Regions from separate parts of the Homo sapiens genome. Here region 1 is linked to region 2. Evidence: chromatin loops called from intact Hi-C (ENCODE). Cell type or tissue: IMR-90. All regions are shown on one strand. Links, peaks and the distances in the headings refer to the core of each region. The heading gives the core; the rest is flanking DNA.

What was found. Peaks named below come from ENCODE experiments on the same cell type or tissue, not always from the same donor. Only the 100,000 strongest peaks of a DNase experiment are listed, where the experiment ranks them.
Region 1: a loop joins it to region 2, with 3 times the contacts of the local background. A loop is called at or near these places in 17 of 110 quality-filtered maps.

Annotation. Positions count from the first base shown.
Region 1 is chr7:94,347,070-94,349,987 of GRCh38, reverse strand. All of the region lies in intron 1 of LOC112267858 (a long non-coding RNA gene), which reads left to right. Among named protein-coding and RNA genes, the nearest start is that of COL1A2-AS1, 44 kb to the left of the region's middle. RefSeq lists an enhancer at 420-2,918. In IMR-90, for the core only: no CTCF peak of the experiment used is centred there; a DNase peak (open chromatin) is centred at 1,607; H3K4me3 peaks cover 418 bases; H3K27ac peaks cover 1,675 bases.
Region 2 is chr7:94,296,008-94,298,925 of GRCh38, reverse strand. The region is part of intron 2 of LOC112267858 (a long non-coding RNA gene); the gene reads left to right. Among named protein-coding and RNA genes, the nearest start is that of COL1A2-AS1, 95 kb to the left of the region's middle. In IMR-90, for the core only: no CTCF peak of the experiment used is centred there; a DNase peak (open chromatin) is centred at 1,275; H3K4me3 peaks cover 1,349 bases; H3K27ac peaks cover 2,500 bases.

The sequences.
Region 1 (2,918 bases), core at 193-2,692, 51 kb before region 2:
TCTTTCCAATAACCAGATTATTATCCCCAAAGCTTTTTTTTTTTTTTTTTTGGAGACAGAGTCTTGCTCTGTCGCCCAGGCTGGAGTGCAGTGGTGCGATACCGGCTCACTGCATGCTCCGCCTCCCAGGTTCGTGCCATTCTCCTGCCTCAGCCGCCGCAGTAGCTGGGACTACAGGCGTGTGCCACCACGCCTGGCTAATTTTTTGTATTTTTAGTAGAGATAGGGTTTCACCGTGTTAGCCAGGATGGTCTTGATCTCTTCACCTCGTGATCCGCCCACCTCGGCCTCCCAAAGTGCTGGGATTACAGGCATGAGCCACCGCGCCCGGCCTAAAGCTTTTCTAGCAGAAATTCTGGAGCCTCGGAATGTCCCTAAGTGATGGAGAATAAGATTTATATGGAAAATCTATGGGATTTTCAACATCTGCTCTGCCCTAGGTACTCGAAAATATTTGTCAAAATGAATGAAGGTAGAGATGAGAAGTGACTCAAAGACTAACTTAGCTACTATTTCCTATATTTCCTCTGTACCTCTTTTGGATTTTAAATAGAAAATTATTATTCATTTTTAAATATTTTTAAGAACTTCCCTCTACCCACCCTACCCCCCGAAAAAATTCAGTGTGCAATATATACGATTTGAGGTATATACATAGAGTATTTCCTTACTGACCTGTTGGACAAGAAGGAATAGGTTAACTTATAGAACCCTTTTTCAAAGAGTAGCTCTTCAGTAGTCTGGGATAGTTTTCAGGAGAATAACTTGAAGACCTACCAAAGTCTCTTTTTGTCTCACAAGTAAAAATATAGGACCTATCTTCATGTGGAAAACTTAATGATAGCTGAGTAAATTACAGATTCAAGGAATCATGAGGATAAAATAGCCTACTAATTAATCTCCTTGCAAACAGTCTTCATTTTCTTTTTACACATATCCCCCTGTTTTATTAACATCAGTCTCTGAAAGCTTTTCTTTATTCGCTTTAACATGCCTTCATTGAAGACCTTCCGTATATGAGATCCTATTGCTAGGGGTTGTGGGAGAAGACAAAAATTATTAAGAGATGGTTACTCTTTTCTTTTAAAGAGCATACAACCCTATTGGAAAGGAAATTATGACCTTCAAGGATCTTCAAGGCTGAAGCTCATGATTTTTAATAAACTTCCTTATTCAAGTATTAATATCTAATCTTTTATGATATTGTATATCCATGTTTCCATTGTTCTCTGCTCCTTTCCCCATGCAGAAAAATGGATGACTTAGGGTCACAGGCTATTTGGTCAGCACAAGTTTGGCTGTAAATATTTCCATACCAACTTACTACACTCTCTTTCTCTCTCCCCCTCTTAAAATTTTACCTATATTAAAATTTGGAGGTATTTATTTTGTGGTAGCCTAATTCTGAATAGTCAGTTTCTCTTCAGAATGCAGTAGTATGTTGAAGTGAAACCATATTTTGGCTTTCTACAAGGGTGTGGGCTTCTCCTTGGGTTTTCACATTTTCCTTTGTGCCTCTTGTGAAATGGTTTGTGGAGACTGCAAAAAGCAAAGGCAGACTCCTTGCCTCACTCCGCCCCTTTCCAGCTCATCATATTCTTATATAATCCAAGAGAAATCTGCTTTTGGTTAGAATGCAGTTGAGGGCAAAGTAAAAAAAAAAAATTTGGATACGTTAAATGTTCCAAGTTTGTATGAAAGTTCTGTCAAAGCAACAGCCTAAATGGAGGCAGCTGGAAATCATTAAGGAAACTTGCAGGAGACAGTGATTAAAGCAGGATGGAATTTCCACTCTCCCCGCCCCCTCTCTATTTTTATGGTACTTTAAGCAAGTTAGTGTTCCTTTTGAAATTTGAATTAGCCCTCTGACTATGAGAGTTGGAAAATTATTTTATTCCTTTACTTCCTAGAGACCACTCCACTGATTTCCGAGGCTGTTACTGCAAATGAATAAATGAACACATTTGGAACTAACTGGTGCTCAGCAGCGGTGTGCCTCATATTTCATGATTATCCTTGCATCTTCCTGGTCTGAGTCTGATTTGAAATGATAACCACTGAGTAACATTAAGAACACTTTGTGGCTGCTTTTCTAGTCTTATATGATAACTGAAGGGTACTTTTTAAGACCCCAATTTTTCCTTTCCTCCTTTCTCCTTTAATGGTTGCACCATTTTTCATCACAAGAAATAGTTGCAGATGAGTGCCTCCTAGTTCTTTTTTTCATTCCAACTTTCTATGGGTTCAACCGCAAGGCATACTGGGATCTCAGCAGCAAAGGGTGATGGGACAGGTAGAGGCTGAAGGCATAACTGGGAAGGGCTGGGATTCCTCCCTGTGGGTGTGGCATGACCAGTTTTGATGTGGGCTGGTGTTGCTACAGAGAGGTCGAATCTGGTCGTTGGGGCAGAGTGGAGGAAGCACAGAGCTGGACAGAACTTCATGTCAGGTGATGTGCATTTGAGAGTCTAAGAGATGAATCTGTCAGGAAGGTGACCCTGGCTCATGGTAGGGCATGCGGGCCAAAGAATCCAGGTCTCTGTGGGAAAGCAGGTTACCATTACACAAACTGGTCAGTTAATAGTGGGCATGAGAAAAAAATCATGATGGGCAGGGGGTGAAGAGTGAACCCAACCCAACATCAGCTGGTACTGAACTCAGGGCAGCAAAATGAATTTACAGTATTTTTTGCCTGCCTGAATGAGTTAGTTGGGGACTGGGCTTCAGCAGGTAGGGACTGGAGAACCTGGACAGAATTTTCTTCCACTGGACTACATGGACATCAAACAATTAAGTGCAACCATTCCCTCATTGTTCGTGGAGTGGAATATCTACAGTAAGACTAGGAAATAGAACTTATTGGAGGTTTTTTCTTGATGTGGGAAAATAACCTCATTATAGTGAACAAGCAGGTCTCC
Region 2 (2,918 bases), core at 249-2,748:
GGAAGACTGGAGATGAAGTGGATTTTCCTGACATTCATTAATTCCACCAACATTTATTGTCCCAAGCACTTTTTTAGGTATTAAAGAGAAAGAACAAGACAGATCAGGTCCCTGCTGGTAGGAATATTACACCATGACCAGAACAGTGATTTGACATTTGAATAGACAACTAAGTGGAACACCCACACTAAAGTATTAGAAAGTGGGATGGGCTATGGGCAGGGGAAGGGGAGAGGCTTTATATACATTCTACTCCATTTTATAGATGAATTCACTAATGTTCAGTGGCATTAAATAACATGTCTAATTCATAAATGTTAGACACAAGATTCAAACCTTCACAGTAGAGAGAGAGAGAGAGAGAGAGAGGAGTAAGAGAATAAGAAGGACATCACAACCTCCTGGTTAGGGAGTAGCTCTTAACATGAATCAATAAATCTGGTTGGAGCAAGGTGTCTAGTTAGATTGTCAGATTTCCGGGAACCAGAGATACCCGTTTTTTGGCAGAACCTAGACAGCCAGAAGAAGCCTCCTACCTTGTTCTTCATGCTTAATTTCTTTAGAAAGTCAAACTCATGGATGAGCATTTGGCTCAAGTTCTTCAGCTCCAGGTCAGGGAATCTGTGACGTTAGGGAATATCTACCACTCTGGTAGCTGCAGAGGAGATGCAGAAACACTGGAGCTGGGGACAAGCATGCCACCTCCAAAAATTAAAAAGAAAAGAGTTTATCATATAGGTGTGTGAAGATTCATTTTACTGAGAAAGGTCAATTCAGCTGTGCCCCTTCTATATAGCTCCTTGGAGAGAATTAGCAAAGGCAGTCCCTTTAGGTGGAATTATTAGAATAAAGTATCCATCTCTGAAGGAAATTTGTAAAAGCATCCCTCCAAAAGTCTCCCCATTTGACTGTCAAATTAGAAAAGGAGCCCCATCAGGCAGCCCTGGGTCAGGTTTCTTGGATGGGTGGGCTGCACCACTGCTTAGTTTCCTGGTCCCTAATACTTTAAGGAGCCGGATGGGAGTGAGATCTGAACAACTCACTCTCACTTTCTACAATTCTGTAAGGGTAGGGAGTAGGAACTAGAATGGGGTGCTTTTTTTCCCTGTGAGAATTGCTATCGATCCTGTGGAGGGTTTCTCAGCCAGGAGACTCCATCACTCTGGCCTCTCTGAACTCAGAGCTCACTCACCTCCCTTTCGAAGCTAACGTGGCAGAGCTGGCTGGGAGGTGGTTACTGGCTCAGGGCCCTGAAACACTGAGTAATTCCTATGATGGCTGGGACTGGAGACACCATTCCAGACACTTCCACGTTGTCTAAAAGCAAAAAAAAAAAAAAAAAAAAAAAAAAAGTCTCCACCACCCAGCCCAAACGGTTAGAGGCAGATTCCTTGGTGCTGAAACAAGACCTATCCCTTTTATGGAAGGCCATTGCTGGAAATTTCCACCATAGAGGAAAGCCAGGGTTCTTTTTCTATTTTTTACAGAACAGGGAGGGAACAAGTCAGGGGTGAGAGATGAAAGGGGATGGCTGAAGGGAACCGCACCTCTTTTCCTGAAGTTTTTGCATGTATATGATCACTCTTAGCTTATAAAGACGAAGATTTGAGCTTCCTTGCCGATCTCCTCCAGTGTTGACCACTTTTATGGAGCCCCCAGTGCTATACTAGAGCTATGGTCTAATCAAGGCATCAACAAGCATGAAGTTTATGATTTCAGAAGAAACAGGACAAGACATATTGCACATCAAATCCTATAAACGACAATCCAGCATGGCCAACAAAAATAGACCATTGCAGCTGTGCTCTGGCTGAGTGTTTATTTATTGGAGAAGAGAAAGGTACAATCAAGAAAAGGGGGAATCATGTCAGGATGTTATTGGAGTCAAGCAGATTGACTGCCTGAAGTGAAAGCCCTGGCCATGCAGAGTAAAGGCCAGCGATTGGGTCAGAGGCAGGAGAACATTGGAGGCATGGACTTACAGCCCCAGTATTGATTTTACATTGAATTCCAGGTTTTGCTGCAATTAAAAGCTACTGCAAGGTTTTGAGAAGAGAAATGGTATGATCAAATAATTAGAGCAATGTGGTTTTCATTTTAATTAGGAAAGACCACAGGGATGAGAGAGATGAGAGGATCAGCTTGTGAGGTAATTCACTAACCAAATAAGTTCAGGAGCCAAAGAGGTCTTTCTGAAATCGACAAATTAAAGCTACAGTGTTGTCTGACATTATAACAAGAGGTTTTTACTGTTATTATTATTAATTTTATCTGATTCAGTTACCTTGTTAGTTCTGACAGACTTGGATTGCTAGCTTGATTAGTTCCCTCTTATTTGTCCAGAAACACCAAAACACCAAAATTATACCATTTTATCAATGTATGCCTTTATATATGGCTATGGTTTAGGCAAAGTGAAGAGAAAAATGTCTAGACTAAAGGTGACTGAATTCTTTCTCTATCTTATTTTGAAAAGAAGGAATTCATGTGTTTCTTTCTCATCGTCAGCCCTAGTCTTTTTGGGACATTTTAGTCTGAAATCTGAATGTGCTTACCAGCTGGGAAAAAATTTGACATTTACTTGATTTTGTCCCTTGGAAGTAAAAAAAAAAAAAAAAAAAAAAAATGGCAGCTTTATTAAACAACAAGTCTGCTTATTTCTTTCTTCAATCCCTCCCCAGGTTGCAGGCTCTTTTCAAAGCTCTGGTAGACCTCTAACCAGTTTTCTAAAGGTAATTTCCCAAAGTGCTGCCTCTAGCCATAGAAAATGCCACGTAGGTTTCTGGATTTATAAAGGCCGAGAAAGCCATTTTGGTTACATTTGCAGCTTTTTCTGTGGTTCTGGGTGGTAACGCCCGATTGCCAACATTATTCTTTCCTTCTTCTGGGAAGAGCCATAATTGTACTTGGCTTGGTTG